Linked DNA regions of Homo sapiens: region 1 is linked to region 2. The links are chromatin loops, found by intact Hi-C in ENCODE. Cell type or tissue: adrenal gland. All regions are shown on one strand. Links, peaks and the distances in the headings refer to the core of each region. The heading gives the core; the rest is flanking DNA. Region 1 overlaps GAS7 (growth arrest specific 7). Region 2 overlaps GAS7 (growth arrest specific 7).

Evidence for each region. Hi-C counts contacts between places; a loop is a spot of excess contacts. Peaks named below come from ENCODE experiments on the same cell type or tissue, not always from the same donor. Only the 100,000 strongest peaks of a DNase experiment are listed, where the experiment ranks them.
Region 1: a loop joins it to region 2, with 6 times the contacts of the local background. A loop is called at or near these places in 3 of 110 quality-filtered maps.

The regions. Positions count from the first base shown.
Region 1 is chr17:10,038,728-10,047,475 of GRCh38, forward strand. The region is part of intron 1 of GAS7 (growth arrest specific 7); the gene reads right to left. Among named protein-coding and RNA genes, the nearest start is that of RCVRN, 140 kb to the left of the region's middle. RefSeq lists an enhancer at 8,402-8,581. In adrenal gland, for the core only: no CTCF peak of the experiment used is centred there; no DNase peak of the experiment used is centred there; H3K27ac peaks cover 645 bases.
Region 2 is chr17:10,088,582-10,097,329 of GRCh38, forward strand. All of the region lies in intron 1 of GAS7 (growth arrest specific 7), which reads right to left. Among named protein-coding and RNA genes, the nearest start is that of GAS7, 110 kb to the right of the region's middle. In adrenal gland, for the core only: no CTCF peak of the experiment used is centred there; no DNase peak of the experiment used is centred there.

The DNA of each region.
Region 1 (8,748 bases), core at 2,261-4,760, 50 kb before region 2:
CTTGCTCTGTCACCCAAGCTGGAGTGCAGTGGCGCAATCTCGGCTCACTGCAAGCTCCGCCTCCTGGGTTCAAGCGATTCTCCTGCTTCAGCCTCCCAAGTAGCTGGGACTACAGGTGCGCACCACCATGCCTGGCTAATTGGAAGGAAATTTTGACATATGCAACCATGTGGATGGACCTTAAGGACATTATGCTCAGTGCAACAGCCAGACACAAAGGGACAAATACCATTTGCTTCACTTCTATGAGGCACCTAGAGAAGTCAAATTAATAGCGACAGGTTGCAGAATGGAGGTGACCAGGTGCTGTGGGCAGGGAATGATGGGAAGTTTGTGTTTAATGGGTCCAGAGTGTCACTGGTGCAAGATGGAAGCATTCTGGAGATTAATGGTGGTGATGATGGCTGCACAAACACGTGGGTATACTCAAAGCCACTGAACTATACATTTAAAACTGATGGAGATGGTGGATTTCATGTCATGCATATTTTGCCATGATTAAAAAAAAAAAGCCCCCAAGACCCACAGAGATAGTTTAGATCAAAAGACCCTGTGACCCATAAGCCGCTTCATGAGATACACCACCTCAGGCTCTCCATGTACACCCAGAGGGAAGCTGCCCCAGCCTCTTGGCAATGGTGAAGAGAAAGCCCACCTAGAAGATGAGGGTGGGACCAGGGACGGTGGCTCACGTCTGTAATCCCAACACTTTGGAAGGCTGAGGTAGGTGGATCATTTGAGGTCAGGAGTTCGAGACCAGCCTGGCCAACATGGCGAAAACCCATCTCTACTAAAAATACAAAAAATTGGCTAGGCATGGTGGCGGGCGCCTGTAATCCCAGCTACTCAGGAGGCTGAGGCAGGAGAATTACTTGAACCCGGGAGGCAGAGGTTGTAGTGAGCCAAGATCATGCCACTGCACTCCAACCTGGACGTCAGAGTGAGACCCTGTCTCAAAAATAAATAAATAAATAAAGACGACGAGGCTGGCCACCTATAGCAGGACTCACTCACCATGGCTCGTCTTGCGTTCAATCTTGGGGAGACCGAGGTGACACAGCCAGCATCCTAATGTCAATCGAGGGATTTTCCGTTTAGGGGTGTGGCACCCTCTGGGGCTCCCAGAGGGGGTGACAATGTGCCTTTCCCTTGGACATATCAATTCCTTCTGTGTCCGCATCCCACCTTCCTGGTCTTTTCTCTTACATGCCTGACAGCAGGGCCCATCTCTTCCTTCCTAAAGTTACTGACGTGGCTGCTGGGGGGACTCTTCCTCCCTCTCTAATTGCTGGGTTTCAATCTGCTGCAGGAGTGGCTGTGAGGATCTTGTACTGAGCACTCACTTTGGACCAGGCGCTGTTCTATGCTTCACATGTTTCATGTCACTTAATCCCTCTAACAAACCAAAAAGGAAAATTCTATGATCGCCCTCATTTAACAGAGGAAAACAGAGGCTCCTGCGAGAGATTGGGCAGGATGGGTCAGAAGAACAAGCCACAGGGGCAATATTCTAGGCCATGGGGCCAGCCTGAGCCAAGGTGAGAGAGAAACCGTGTGGGTAGAGGCTGTGGGGGAAAAGCAGGTGGATCCATTCATTAGAGTTTAAGAGGCATGGGAGGTGAGAAATATAGTAGTGAAGGATGGCATCAGATCATGGGAGGCCATGAGGACACCAAGAACTAAGAAATTTCGATTCTATAAAGGAGAAGAAACCATCAGTGGATTCTGAGCCAGGGAGAAGTCACAATCAGGGCTGTGCTTTGTAGAAATCATCATGATACCAGGGTATAAAAAGGTCAAATGTGAGGGAGAAACTAGAGGGAGGAAACCGGCTATAGAATCCCCCCCACCTTCTTTCTCTCTCCCCCCTCTCACCCATCATAAAAACAAGAGAAAGGCAATGCTCAAGCCTACACTTGCAAAATGGTCCCAAACCAGCCATGAAGAGGAGGCAAGAGCATCACATCCAGCGGTGGGGAGTCCCCCACCGGCAGCTGAGTTATTTGCATCTTCTCTCTGCAGTGTGGGAGGAGAGGCCGGGTGACGAATCCACACACTCGCTTTTGAGGTCAGACATGCTACAGAAATAGACAGGACCAAGATACTTTTCTGTTCTTGGAGATGGGCTCTCACCCATAAGAAGGTAAAAGCGGGCCGGGCACGGTGGCTCACACCTGTAATCCCAACACTTTGGGAGGCCGAGGCAGGTGGATGACCTGAGGTCAGGAGTTTGAGACTAGCATGGCCAACATGGCAAAACCCCACCTCTACTAAAAATACAAAAATTAGCCAGGCGTGGTGGTGTGCGCCTGTAATCCCAGCTACCAGGGAGGCTGAGACAGGAGAATTGCTTGAACTCAGGAGGCAGAGGTTGCAGTGAGCCAAGATCGTGCAGCTGCACTCCGGCCTGAGTGACAGAGCAAGACTGCCTAAAAAAAAAAAAAAAAAAGAAGAAGGTAAAAGCAAAACTTCATTTGAACCTAGATGGCCAAGACCTTCACCTTCAGTCCTTACAGGTTTGTGAAATTAAAATGGCCATGAAAGCTTTCATAGCCTGTGACTCCTCAGTTTTGTAACAGCAAAGAGGGGACAGTTTTGATGCTGTTAAACATTAACAGCCGTCTCCGACACCACTTTGACATTGCATCACACAGACGAACAGATACAATCACAGACAACAATGCATCACTCCAGGCAACACACAGAAATCACTGTCATTGCAAATCCCAGTAGGGCCCCCAGCCAAGGGCAAGGGACCTTTCCGGGCCATTACAAACCAGGAGGCTGATCTGCTGTGGCCTGACCTCAGCAGAACACACTAGTCCTGCAGACATTTAATTCTTTAGGATTCCCCAAAGTTAATCTCTCAGAGTATGGAAGACTCACGAATACATTCTAAGGGTTTACTGTTTGGGTTCATCCTAGCATCTCAATCCAGAAGTCACTTTGGTTTTCCTTTATTAACCATCCTTAGTGATTAGCGTTGGCCGTGAAAAACACGCTACTGGTCTCTCCTTGTGGCCTCTGCAAATAGATAGGTTGCTACATATGAAGCCACACACACGAACGGCAGACAGCAGAGAATCCGTGATCCCAAAGCAAAAAGACTGATGATATTTCCACCAACCTGAGTTTTCCTGAGTTCAACGGCATCAGATAAGACCAACCCTCTTATTATTTTTTTCGTTTCAGTCAAGTTGAAAACTGTCAACCAAAATAGGCCTTATTTGCTGTAGGCCCTTGTCCTCTGTAGGATGAATTGGGTTGTCTTAAAATGATAATTAATAGGCCGAGCACGGTGGCTCATGCCTGTAATCCTAGCACGTTGGGAAGCCAAGACGGGCAGATCATGAGGTCACGAGTTCAAAACCAGCCTGGCCAATATTGTGAAATCCTGTCTCTATTAAAAATACGAAAATTAGCTGGGCGTGGTGGCACGTGCCTGTAGTCCCAGCTACTTGGGAAGCTGAGGCAGTAGAATCACTTGAACCTGGGAGGCAGAGGTTGCAGTGAGCTGAGATAGTGCCACCGCACTCCGGCCTGGGTGACAGAGCGAGACTCCGTCAAAAAAAAAAAAAAAAAAAAAAAGATAATTAATAAGAAAACACATCTGGGTAGGGTGATGACTCACTTTTGTAACTGCTTCACAGTCATGAACGGAAAAATTATTCATCAGCCCAAGCAGTCTCTAGGGTACAGGGTCTCAGGGACGCCCCCTTCCTCCATACGTGGCCCCCTGTCTGCATGATCAATCAACCAACTAATAGTTACTAACTACCCTTTCCTGAATCCTGTGTGGGATGCAGGCAGGTATTGTATGTAGGACCTGACTCCTAAAATTCGGAAGCTAAGTCGCAAACATGGGCAAAAAAAAGGAATAAGTATCAAAGGAGTCTTCAACAGTGCCAAATGCTATGTGATAAGCTGGCAGACAATAAGAGCTTTCAGAATCCAGAGGAGGGCGAGGTCACTCTTGGCTGGGATGGTACAGGGAGGCTTCCCAAAAGATAAAGAACTTGCCTCACAGCAGGGATAAAAAACAAGGGCTTGACTGGAGCCCGAGGAACATGATGTACGAAGCAGAATAAGGTTTGATAAAGGACGGGACATAAGGAAATGAGAGACAGCGAAGTTGATTCGGAAGGAAATGACAGAAGTTCGAACCAGTAACTCGAAGAGATGTGGCTATGGTGACAGCCAGTTTAGGGGGATGCAGTAGAGTCTGTTGACCATGGATCCAAGTTCAAAGTGTTCGGTGGGGAGTAGGGGTGAGTCTGGCCCTTGGCACATGGAGCTGGAGCTGGAGGCATCTGCTCAGAGATGGTGGTGAGATCCTACAGGCTGACAAGGAGTTCACAGAGAAAGAAAGGACCTTGAGCTGAACCTTGGGGCATGCTCTTGCTTAAGCAGTGGGAGAAGAATTATTCTCCCCCAGCATGCCTCAGGCCCAATCCCTCCCTCTCCTGTGCCTTTCATTAGTGCATGCAACACCCCCAGGGCCCCTCTCCAAGACTTTCAAAGGCAAGAACCAGGTCTTCATCTTTTTCACCTCTAACCAGACTAGTGCTCAACACTCAGGGGCTACATGGGGAATGAACGATGTGAGTTCTGAGAATCAGGCAGAGAAACCAAATGAAGAGGGGGGATACAAGAAGAAATAAGTACAGCTGACCCTTGAACAACACGAGGGTTTAGAGGTGCTAACCCCCATCTCCCCATGTGGTTGAAAATCTGTACCTAACTTTTGACTCCCTCAAAAGTTAACTACTAACAACCTACTGCTGACTAGAAGCCTTAGCGATAACCTAAACAGTTGATAAACATGTATTCTGTATGTTATCCATATTACAGACTTTATTCCTAAAGTAAGCTAGAGAAAAATAAAATGTTAAGAAAATCATAAGGGGCCGGGCACAGTAGCTCACACCTATAATCCCAACACCTTGGGAGGCTGAAGTGGGAGGATGGCTTGAGCCCAGGAGTTCGAGACCAGCCTGGGCAGTCTGGTGAGTGAGAGCCCATCTCTACAAAAATAAGTGAAGATAAAAAATAAAAATAAATTAACCTGGCATGGTGCATGCCTGTAGACCCAGCTACTAGGCAGACTGAGGCAAGAGTATTCTTGAACCCTGGAAGTTGAGGCTGTAGTGAGCCAAGATTGCTCCACTGCACTCCAGCCTGGGCAACAGAGTGAGACCCTGTCTCTAAATAAATAAATAAAATCATAAGAAAGAGAAAATACACCTACAGTACTGTACTGTATTTACTGATGCCATAAGTTTACATCATCTGTTTAAAAGATGAAACCTTTGAAATGGTGGCAGCAGCAGCTGCAGACGTCAGTCTACGGTACCTGACAAGCAATTGAACTTTTTCTTGTAATGTCAGGACTTTTCTCTGCTTCTGGGGAATGCTTTCAGCATCACTAGTGGCACACTCTATGGGTCCCATGGTGTTATTCGAGGCTTATGGCATTGCACTAAACATGATGAAAAATACATAGAACAGTGAGGGCTTACATTTTACTGCGATACCCAATTTACTGGAGTGATGAACTGTTCATCCAGGGCTGATCAGCATCACATGACAAGCCGATGCTCTCAACACCTGAGCTCACTGCAATAACAACTAGGGGTGGCCATGAAGTTACTACAGTATATACTATGGCTAGTTTTATGCAGTTATGATTAATACTACATCTTTGCCTTTGTTTACATTTTGCTTAAATATGAATGGTGCCATACACAGTCTGAGTGTTTGTGTGGGTAAAATTTTAAAAATTTTAACTTTCTGTAGATTTGTATGTATTTTGTGGTAGTAAATGATAAACTAGTATCGAATATATTTTATGTATTCACGGCATGTCTAACATTTTCTAAATTTTTTTGGTATTTCTAGACTAGGTAGTCTGTCTTCAATTTTTTTCAAATTATCACAAATCTCCAAAAATATTTTCCAATATATTAATTGAAAAGAATCCACATATAAGTAGATCTGTGCAGTTCAAATCCATTGTCTGAGGGTCAACTGTAGTTAAGAGTGTCCGGCCAGGCGCGGTGGCTCACGCCTGTAATCCCAGCACTTTGGGAGGCCGAGGCGGGCGGATCATGAGGTCAGGAGATGGAGACCATCCTGGCTAACATGGTGAAACTCCATCTCTACTGAAAATACAAAAAATTAGCTGGGCATGGTGGTGGGCACCTGTAATCCCAGCTACTAGGGAGGCTGAGGCAGGAGAATCACTTCATCTTGGCAGTGAGCAGAGATCGTGCCACTGCACTCCAGCCCGGGCGACAGAGCGAGACTCCATCTCAAAAAAAAAAAAAAAAAAAAGTGTCCAAGTGAGATGCCAAAGAAAATGCTCGCTGAATACAGAAAGGGTGTGTCTCATTTATCTTGGAAAGAGAAATATGGAAGAGTGATGGGTGTAGACTTGGATCACAGGCACACAAGGACCTATGAGCATAGGATGCAAAGGGAAGCAAGATCTTTAGATAAGATGCCATTAAAGAAGAGAACAAGAAAGAGGACAGGCCATAGACTGTGGCTGGCTCCAGACCAAGGGCTGTGCTGGGCAGAGGGCTCCCGTGAGGTGACTGCAGCCAGTTTCTTGTACATATCATGGTAGAGTCCTAGGACCCTTATAAAATTTCTATGTGTCCCACCCCATAAAAGATTCCTAGTATTGGCCGGGTGTGGTGGCTCACGCCTGTAATCCCAGCATTTTGGGAGGCCGAGGCAGGTGGATCACCTGAAGTCAGGAGTTCAAGGCCAGCCTGGCCAACATGGTGAAACCCCGTCTCTACTAAAAATATAAAAATTAGCTGAGTGTGGTGGTGGTCGCCTGTAATCCCAGCTACTCAGCAGGCTGAGACAGGAGAATTGCTTGAACCCAGGAGACAGAGATTGCAGTGAGCTGAGATCGCGCCATTGCACTCCAGCCTAGGCGACAGAGTGAGACGCTATCTCAAAAAAAATTCCCAAGTATCAAGTGGACATATCAGAAACGGCACCCAGTTGAAAAGGCCTCCAAACAGCCCTGATTCTAAGAGATCCCACAGCTTGGTTTCCCCTTCCTGCAGTCATTCATATCCCACTGTGACACCTTGTTCCATCCATCACTGTGTACCAGCCGCACTATTATTTACTCAATATTTTTTTCGAACTGACTTATATCCCACTGAAATGTAGTCTGGCCCTAAGCAATAATATCTATGAAATCACAGATTTGATTTGGTTTCTTTCTACTACACACTAAAATAAATATAACTTTAAAACTGTCATCTCCACATGATCTAAAATTATCTCACGGATCCTTAGTTGGAAACTCAGCACACTTTGAGAAACACTGTCTCTGGCTACACATCAAGTCACCATGCAGCATCCACAAAGTGGTTCTGGAGATTCTTTTTTTTAATCCAGAAAACTGAACTTGAATTCTCTACTGACTACGTCCCCACAACGACAGGAACACGGTACCCGGCGTGTGACTGAATCTCTGGGAGATTAAGGGCATGGCAAAAGGAGATGCAGGGGACTTCCCTGTAAGAAGCATCTGACAGCTGCCCCAGGACACTGCCTATCAAACCAGCAATAAGAGGAAAAGAACAGGAAATAACTCATCCAATCTTAAAAACAAAATCCAAAAATGACAAACAGAATCGGAGGAAAAAAAAAAAAACTCGAGAACCATGAGGCCAATGAAGGAAATGCAGAAAATCTTGCAAACCGCTGGGCGCGGTGGCTCACACCTGTCATCCCAGCACACTGCCCGCCTCGGCGGGCAGATCATGAGGTCAGGAGTTCCAGACCAGCCTGGCCAATATAGTGAAACCTCGTCTCTACTAAAAATACAAAAATTAGCCAGGCTTGATGGCGGGCACCTGTAGTCCCAGCTACTCAGGAGTCTGAGGCAGGAGAATTGCTTGAACCTGGGAGTCGGAGGTTGCAGTGAGCCGAGATCACGCCACTGCACTCCAGCCTGGGTGACAGAGCAAGACTCTGTCTCAAAAAAAAAAAAAGAAAAGAAAAGAAAGAAAGAAGAGAAAGAAAGAAAGAAAGGAAGGAAGGAAGGAAGGAAGGAAGGAAGGAAGGAAGGAAGGAAGGAAGGAAGGAAGGAAAGAAAAGAAAAGAAAAAAGAAAAGAAAAGGAAAAGAAAAGAAAAGAAAAGAAAATCTTGCAAACCAAGATGAGTTGTAAAAGGGGAAATAAGACTTCACACCTTCACCACTCTCTGCCCATAATCTGAGCTGCACTTCATGCCTCTGCCACTCCATGTCTCTAATTTGAGATGCAGGATTTGCACTGACCTGAACACTGAGCAGCCAGCCCTCTCCTCTCAGCACAGATGCTGTCTGAGAGGACTGCCCATCATCCATTTAGGTACAGCAAGTCCCAGAAAACAAGAGAGCAGGAAGTGCAGGGTAGAACAAGGGGCGTGGGAGGGGTGCTCACTGTTCGGAAAGGTACAGATGCTACAGGCCAAGCCCAGCCAATGCCCTGGCTGCAGGGCATTGAGAAGAGACCCCAGGAACTGTGAGTTTTCATGTTCTCCATCAATTCGGAGTATCAGAGGACCAGATAGTAACGTGACAGTTCACCAGGCAAAGGCCAATTCGAAAACAGAAACTGGACTGAGAGATGGGTGCACCATCGAACCCTACAGGCAGGTAGCTGTGAGGGGAAGTCAACCTTCCCCCAAGCCGACAGTGTGCCAAGGCTAGTGACAGTCGATACTTTCTGTTGGTA
Region 2 (8,748 bases), core at 2,688-5,187:
CTCAGCCATGACATCTAAATGGATTCAAGGTAAATCCTCACACAGCCTGGTGTCTTTAACAGGGAAATAAATCATCCCAATTATACAGGGCGAGCTGCCATGCTGTCTCTATTTCTGGAGCGGTTGCTTCCCATGCTGGAAGGGAGGGAAAATGCAATGTAGACAAAAAACCCAGGGAAGGGATGTCAAGTTCAAAGGGCCCATTTCAGAGCAGGGAAAAGCTAGGAGGAGAGGGGGGTTCAAGCTGAACCATAGCTTCTCTGAGACAAGCAGGATTTGAAAAGAGAATTAGGAGGCCGGGCATGGTGGCTCATGCCTGCAACCCCAGCACTTTGAGAGGCTGAGGCAGGCAGATCACCTGAGGTCAGGAGTTCGAGACCAGCCTGACCAATATGGCAAAACCCCATCTCTACTAAAAATACAAAAAAAATGAGCCAGGCATGGTGGCAGGTGCCTGTAATCCCAGCTACTCAGGAGACTGAGGCAGGAGAATCGCTTGAACCCAGGAGGCAGAGGTTGCAGTGAGCAGAGATCGTGTCATTGCACTCCAGCCTGGGCCACAGAGCAGACTCTGTCTCAAAAAAGAAAAAAAAGAAAGAAAAGAAAAGAAAAAAGAATTAGTGAAAGTTCCCATGCACTGTCTTCCCCCATCCAGTCACCCAGAGTGAAAAACTAAATGAAGACAAAATAACAGTAGAAAAAAAGATAAGGTCAGGGTGAACTGGAGACCTCTTCAATCCAATCCTCCAGCACAAAATGCAAGCCCGCAAATCTGGCATGGAGCTTTGCAGCCAGCACCAAAGGAGAAGTGTGCTTGGCTACATGGTCTGCAGTGTCCTCAAGATAAAATAAACCACCTGCTCCGGGCAAGCACAACCATTCCTGTGCTAACACCAAAAGAAATTCCTCCTACGGGTTCAGAGAAAGAGAACACAGTAAAAAAAAAAAAAAAGTATTTAAAGACCATGAGTTTCATAGTGCTGTTTATTTTAACCCCTAGTTTGAACTAAGTCCTTCAGAAGCATTCCATGGGTATCACATTCTGGCTACAGTTCCTACAACCTAGTTGTCAGTAAAGGCCCTGCTCACAGAAGGAGTAAAAATAAGAGAACCATCACACTTGGGGAGAAAGGTAAGGAGGAGAGGCAGTGCTTAGTGTAAAGAAGTCATTCCTTGTCTGTTATAACAGGAACCTGGTAGTTTCAAAGTTAATAAATCGAGAAACAACATACAATTGTTGTATTTAAAATTCTGGAGGCAACCACCAGGAGAACTAAAAGCAAACCCTTAGAAGTGTGACTGGAGGCCGGGTGCAGTGGCTCACACCTCTAATCCCAGCACTTTGGGAGGCCAAGGCAGGTAGGTCACTTGAGGCCGGGAGTTCGAGACCAGCCCGGCCAACATGGTGAAACCCTGCCTCTACTAAAAATACGAAAAATTAGCCAGGCATGGTGGCGAGTGCCTGTAATCCCAGCTACTCGGGAGGCTGAGACAGGAGAATGGCTTGAACCCGGGAGGCAGAGGTTGCAGTGAGCCGAGATCGTGCCACTGCACTACAGCCTCGGCAATAGAGAGAGACTCCGTCTCCAAAAAAAAAAAAAGCAGCATGGCTGGAAAGGGGAGGAGTGAGGTGTGAGTGTGCTGTTTTGCATTCTAAGTCCTTCAGTACAATTTGATTTTGGTTTTAACGATGGACATTTTATTCCTTTCGCTTAAAATAAAAACTAAGGCTTTTCAGTTTACAGCATGGAAAATGAGGAAAGAACACACACCAGGATGCAATGTAAATGAGAGTATGTGTTACAGGAATAACCTTGAGTTTGTCCTGATTTATACACAAAAGGAGATCTCTCACAAACTTCAGAATTAGTAAGAACAGATCTCTGCAACACACCTCACAGCCGACAGAGACACAAGCATACTACACCGTCAGAATGGGAAACTGCAAATCTAAACGGCTCTTTAAAATCCTGAACTCTTTCAAACTCCATCATGCTAGCCCTCTCTGCAGCTCACTCGTGGCTTTCAGAGCCTGGCAGAGAGGGAAAAATTCAGGTTGTGGTGTTGCAAAAAAACACCTGCTTTCCCTCAATGCCAGTGCATTTCACAAATGACATCAATTTCATGCCAGGGCATGAAATCACTGAAGCCAGTTAACATCCTCAGTTTTTGGATGAGGACGTGGAGTGCCCAGATAGGGAGTGACTAGCCCAAAGTCTCAAAACGACGGGATGGCAACCTCAGAACATGATTACTCCAAGTCCAATCCAGCACTCCTTCCACCACATCAGTGTGTGTTCTGAACACTTCGACATGCTGGAGAGCCGCTTGAAAAGTGGGGTTCCACTGTCAAATGTGGATGAAACCAAGCCAAGAAGGCTTTTCTCTCCCCACAGGACTCTCAGAGGCAATGATGGAACCCATCCTGACTCCCAACCCTTCTCACCGCCTCTCTCCTCCACCCCTACCAAGGGCCACGCACAGCCCAGGGCTCCTGCTCCCCTCAATGCTCTCCCTGCTTTTATTGTGGCCATGTTTTACCTCCCATTCATCCTCTACCCAGCAGCCAGAGTGATCCTTCCAAAAAGACCCATTAAAAATCTAGCACAACAGGAAACTCCACAGAGACAGAAAGCAGATGGGTGGTTGTCAGGGGCTGAGTGGCTGGGGACTGACTGCTTAATGAGCATGAGGTCTCCTTTGGGGATGATGAAAATGTTTGGAATGAGAGAGAAGTAACGGTTGTACAACATTGTGAATGTACCAAATGCCACCGAACTGTTTACTTTAGAGTGGTGACTTTTTTGGGTTTTGTTTGTTTGTTTGGGACGGAGTCTTGCTCTGTCCCCAGGCTAGAGCACGGTGGTGGGATCTCAGCTCACTGCAACCTCCGCCTCCCAGGTTAAAGCGATTCTCTTGCCTCAGCCTCCCGAGTAGCTGGGACTACGGGTGCCCACCACCACACCCAGCTAATTTTTGTATTTTTAGTAGAGATGGGGCTTCACTATATTGGCCAGGATAGTCTCGATCTCTTGACCTCGTGAGCTGCCTGCCTCGGTCTCCCAAAGTGCTAGGATTACAGGTGTGAGCCACCACGCCCAGCTGGGGTTTTGTTTTTGAGACAGAGTCTAGCTGTGTCACCCAGGCTGGAGTGCAGTGACACCATCTCGGCTCACTGCAGCCGCGACCTCCTGGACTCAAGTGATCCTCCCACTTCAGCCTCCTGAGTAGCAGGGACTGCAGGCACATGCCACCATATCTGGCTAAGTTTTGTAATTTTTTTGTAGAGAGAGGGTTTTGCCATGTTTGCCCAGGCTGGTCTCAAACTCCTGGGATCCATCCAGCCATCATGAAACTTTTTGTGTCATAAAATTTTGTCTCAATTTAAAAAAAAAAAAATGTGCCCTGACTAAAACATCTTCAGTGGACACCCACCTTCCTCAAAGTAAAATCCCATGTCTATAGTGGCCTAAACAGTCTCCCCCGTTTCTCCCCCTATTCCAGACACAATGGCCTCCTCTGAGTCCTCACACAGGCCAAGTCGGTGTCCACCTCTCTGACTTCGCACATGTATTCTCTCTCTCTCTGGAACATTCTTTCCTCCGACACCTACAAGGCTGCTCCCTCATTTCATTCAAGTCTTTGCTCAAATGTTACCAACCCAAGACTGTCCCTGCCAACCGCATCTAAAATACCATCTCCTGCCACCCTTTGCTCTGAGAGAGGAAAACAGTACACTACTAGCCTGATATTTTGTTATACAGTTAGTGGCTTTTAGTGGTCTGCTTTCCCCAGCAGAATCTAAACAGTGAGGGCAGGGACTGTGTTAGAAATGGCCAGCACCCAAAATAGAGCCTGACACACAACTGCTGTTCAATAGAAACAGGTTAAATGAATGAATGTCCATGCAGATGTTCCCTAAGGTTCAAAGTTATTTGTCCAGGGATATTTTTTCCCCAAGGGACATCTTGGCAGGTGAGCGTTCAACAGGTTGACTTTGACAAGTGCTTGCTGCATTAGTTTCATATGACTGCTGTAACAATCACAAACCTCTTGGCTTCAACCCACATGTTTTCTCTTACAATATTCTGAGGTCAGAAGTCCAAAACCAAGTCAAAAATCAAGGTGTCAGGAGGGCCACGCCCCCCTTGGAGGCTCTAGGGGAAAATTGTTCCTTGTCTCTTCCAGATTCTCTGGTAGCTGCCAGCATTCCTTGGCTTGTGGTTGCATCACCCTGATCTTTGTCTCCATGGTCACATCACCTTCTCCTCTGTATGTGTTGGCAAAATCTCCCTCTCTCTCTCAGAGGCACAGTTGTGATTGCATTTAGGACCCACCCAGATAATCCAAAATAACCTCCTAGTCCCCAAATCCTTAACTTAACCACATCTGCAAAATCCGTCTTGCCATATAAGGTAAGTTCACAGACTCTAAGGATAAGGACCTGAATATCTGTAGGAGCCAGTCTTTAGTCCACCATACTCGCTAACTGTGCTGCTGCTCACTTATGTCAATGTCGTTGCTGTGTTTTAGGGTTTTAGGAAAGGGTTCGGGAGACTGTGCTCTAGTCCCAATGCTACACAACCTTGGACAAGACCAACCCCTTGTCAAGCCCCCACTATCTCACCTTTATAAGGAAGCTGTTGCTTCTATGAGTCCATTCATATCTAATATCCTGAGCCTTTATATTGAGTTTTTTAAAAGGCTGAAAAGCAGCTGGGCATGGTGGCTCACGCCTGTAATCCCAGCACTTTGGGAGGCGGGCAGATCACAAGGTCAACAGATTGAGACCATCCTGGCTAACATGGTAAAACCCAGTCTCTACTAAACATACAAAAATTAGCTGGGCATGGTGGCACACGCCTGAGTCCCAGCTACTCAGGAGGCTGAAGCAGGAGAATCGCTTGAACCCAGGAGGCAGAGGTTGCAGTGAGCCAAGATCAGCCTGGCAACAGAGTGAGACTCCGTCTCAAAAAAAAAAAAAAAAAAAAAGCTGAAAAGCTTGCTGAGGGCTTAAAACAAGAATCAAAATCAGGAGCTCCCATGGAAAGAGGGGCCAAAAGCTTCCCTCCCACCACCTGCAATCCTACGAACAGTTGTTATGCGGGGAAAAAATCAAATACCTACAATCCTGCTATGAGTATTTCACGAAATTTATTCTTAATACAGTTGACATTAGACTCTATGTTCAGCTGACCCCATTTTTTTCACTGAACACTACTACGTATTTCATCTACTATGTATTTCATCTACTACTACGTATTTCAATACGTGTTATTGAAACCTCTCATTTTAAATCCTTTGCTGGTTAGCCACTCCCAAGAAATCAGACATGGCTCAGCACCCTCTCAGGAGACAGCCATCAAGGTCCCCTTCTGGCATAAGAAGCAAAGATGTGGGAACTTCCTTAACCCATGGACTAAGTGATGGGTACATCAAATCAGCTTGCAAATAGGGGACAACTCTTTGCTGCTTATCCCTCTTCCTCAGCACAGACCTATGGCAGCTGCCATGAACCTAAGGAATACGACCAATGGTCCATGGGTTACAGACTGCTAATCGCTAACCTAAGGCAAAGACCCCAAGATCAGCAGCTTGCAGGCCCCAGGCACTCAGCAAGCCCTGGCAGTTAGCTGAGCAGCTGTGCCCTGTGTGGTACCCACTTACTTAGCAGAGAGAAAACACCTGGTATCTCCCTGAATGCACAGCTGGGTCATTCCTGAAGGATATGAGCTCAGCTGCCAGCTGTCAGGACCTCACAGTCACAGTATCAACACAAGAGTTAAAAGAATACAGGTCATAAGGCCAGAGCTCCAGGTCCCTTCCACTGCCTACCTCTGTCCTTAGGCGAGCCATGGGAACTCTCTGGATATTTCTTTTTCTTTTTCTTTTTTTTCTTTTTTTTGAGACAGAGTCTTGCTCTGTAGCACAGGCTGTAGTGCAGCGGCGCGATCTCGGCTCACTGCAACCTCCGCCTCCTGGATTCAAGCAATTCTCCTGCCTCAGACTCCCAAGTAGCTGAGACCACAGACACGCGCCACCACGCCTGACTAATTTTTTGTATTTTTAGTAGAGACAGGGTTTCACCGTGTTAGCCAGGATAGTCTCGATCTCCTGACCTCATGATCCGCCCGCCTCGGCCTCCCAAAGTGCTGGGATTACAGGTGTGAGCCACCGCGCCCGGCCACTCTCTGGATCTTTAAAACAGTGATGCTAAAAACCTGCCTCACGAGGGGATTAACAGAATTTAATAAAACAGTAAGTCTTTGTAACCACCATTCAGGCAGAGCAAGAAGATACAGTTTATCATCCCGTCTTTTAACAACCTTCTCACTGCCTTACTCTCCCTTCATTTCCATTTCTGTCATCCGCAATATGATTTCCACCCCTCAGCACTCAACTGGATGGCCTCCAGATCGCCACATGCAATCTTTCCACGCGGCCTTTAACAAAAAGGGCTCTGGAACCAGATGGCCTAGGTTCAAGTCCCAGCTGCACAACTTCCTGTGCCTAGGTTTCCTCACGCATTGACAATGATAATAGGACCCTCCTTACAGGGCTCTTATGGACGCTGAATGTGCCAAGAAGTGTAAATTACACCTGGCACATAGGAAGGTATATTGGTATTCCCTGAAATCTATTTTCTAAACTTTGATTAGACAACATAATATACACAAAAATTGCATAACACATAAATGTGTAGCATAATAAAGTAAACTCCATGAAGCTTTCTGAGTGTCCCTTCCTGATCTGACCATTCTTTATTCCAGAAGGAACTGCTATCCCAAATTCTCCAGAAATCACTGGGCCCTCGAACTCCTGGGCTCAAGTGATCCTGCCAAAGTGCTGAGATTACAGGCGTGAGTCACCACGGCTGGCCTGTGGCAGTGGAATTTATAGACAATAAAATTCATCCTTTGAAGGTCCAGTTTGATGACAAATGTGTAAGTTTCTCAGATCTTGGCCGCAGTGGCTCATGCCTGTAATCCCAGCATTTTCGGAGGCTGAGGCGGGCGGATCACAAGGTCAGGAGATCGAGACCATCCTGGCCAACATGGTGAAACCCTGTCTCTTCCAAAAATACAAAAATTAGCTGGGCATGGTGGTGCATGCCTGTAATCCCAGCTACTCGGGAGGCTAAGGCAGGAGAGTCAGAGGTTGCAGTGAGCTGAGATCATGCCACTGCACTCCAGCCTGGTGACAGAGCGAGACTCCATCTCAAAAAAAAAAAAAAAAATAAGGTTCTCAGATCTTAACACCTCTGCCCGTGTGCTCCATCCCCTACAAACAGCACAAACCTCTTTAACCCAGTCCTTTCCCTTCCTTTGCAGAATGACGTGTTCTCTGAAGTCACTGATCCACCTTCCTGTTCCTCCTCATTCCTCAACCTGGCTGTGCCCATTGCGGGTATGTTCCTTGGGGCTCCATCCCTGGTCCTGCTTTCTCCCCCACAGCATTCTCTTGCCAGGTTCATCTGCTCCCTCAGCAGCGTCTCTGCAGATCACTCCCAAGTCTGCGCCAAGGCCCCAACTTGTCTGATAAAGCACACTCAGTCTGAGAATCACAGGCCACTGACACCTCAAATTCAGGATATGCAAAGGCAAATTCTGTTTGCCCCAACCAGTCTCTGCCACATATATATATATTTTCTATGTTATAGTCCCTAGAAGCCAAACCAAAATCAGACTTTTCAATTTATCAAATTCCCTACAGTCAACCACTTCCCAAATCCCCTGTACTCAACTGCCAAGATCTCTCCAAGTTTTTTCTGTGCCTCCAAATGCCTCCCCTCTTCTGTTTGCCAGGGGAGGGTGTCCTCACTCAAAATAACTTCTAATGGGCCCTACAGGCAAAATCCAAGCACAAGTCCTTCAGGGAGCTTCCATGTTGTGGTAAGCCAATGAGGAATCTGTCACTTGGGCCTGCATACCCCACAGTGGCCTTCTTCCAAGGATGGCACTCCATTTTCCTGTGGGGAGCCACACTTCTCCATTCTCAGGTATGGACAGCACTACCCACCCAACAGACCCAGGCCTAAGGCCATCACCCAGTCAATTCAGAACCAGCACCTGGTTCTGACAAGCCACTCCATTTCATGGGGCTTCATCTTATGGAAAAGGAGCTGTCTTTTGCCAATGGTCTCAGCGCAGGGAGGATACCAGTCTGGAGCTGCCAGCTTCCAACGTGCAGCTCAAGTGAGAAAGCGCACATCCTGACATCTTTGGATCCTGTAGCCACAGAACCTACGGATCCACGAGTGGCGTCCAAAACACGCCCTTCTTGGCTTAAGCCATACTGGGCTGGTTTTCTAGCCTTTGCAATAGAAAGGGTCCCATCCGAGGCTGCAATTTCCTTCCTTCCCTCATCATCTCACCATCCCCTCACCCTGCAGCTATGCCAGACATTTTCTAAATCAAAAACACAACAAATACCCCAAAAAACTTTTCAAGCCAGCTGCCTTATTTAATTCCCAAGCATTCCTCTGATGTCTCTGTGCCTTTGCCCACGCCGATCTCTGGCGCTGGGCTGCCTTCCCTCTCTAGTCTTGGGGAATCCTACTCCTCTGTAAGGCCTCCTCACCTTCCTCTCCCTTCTCTGAGCCCCCATAACATTCTGAATACATTTACTACAGTTCCCTGCTTAAACTCGGCTCTTCCAACAAGACCGCAAGCTCCTATGGCAGTGGTCAGGGCCCACTCACAACATCTCTGCATTAACCCAGAAGGTGACTCAAAAAATACTTGCTTG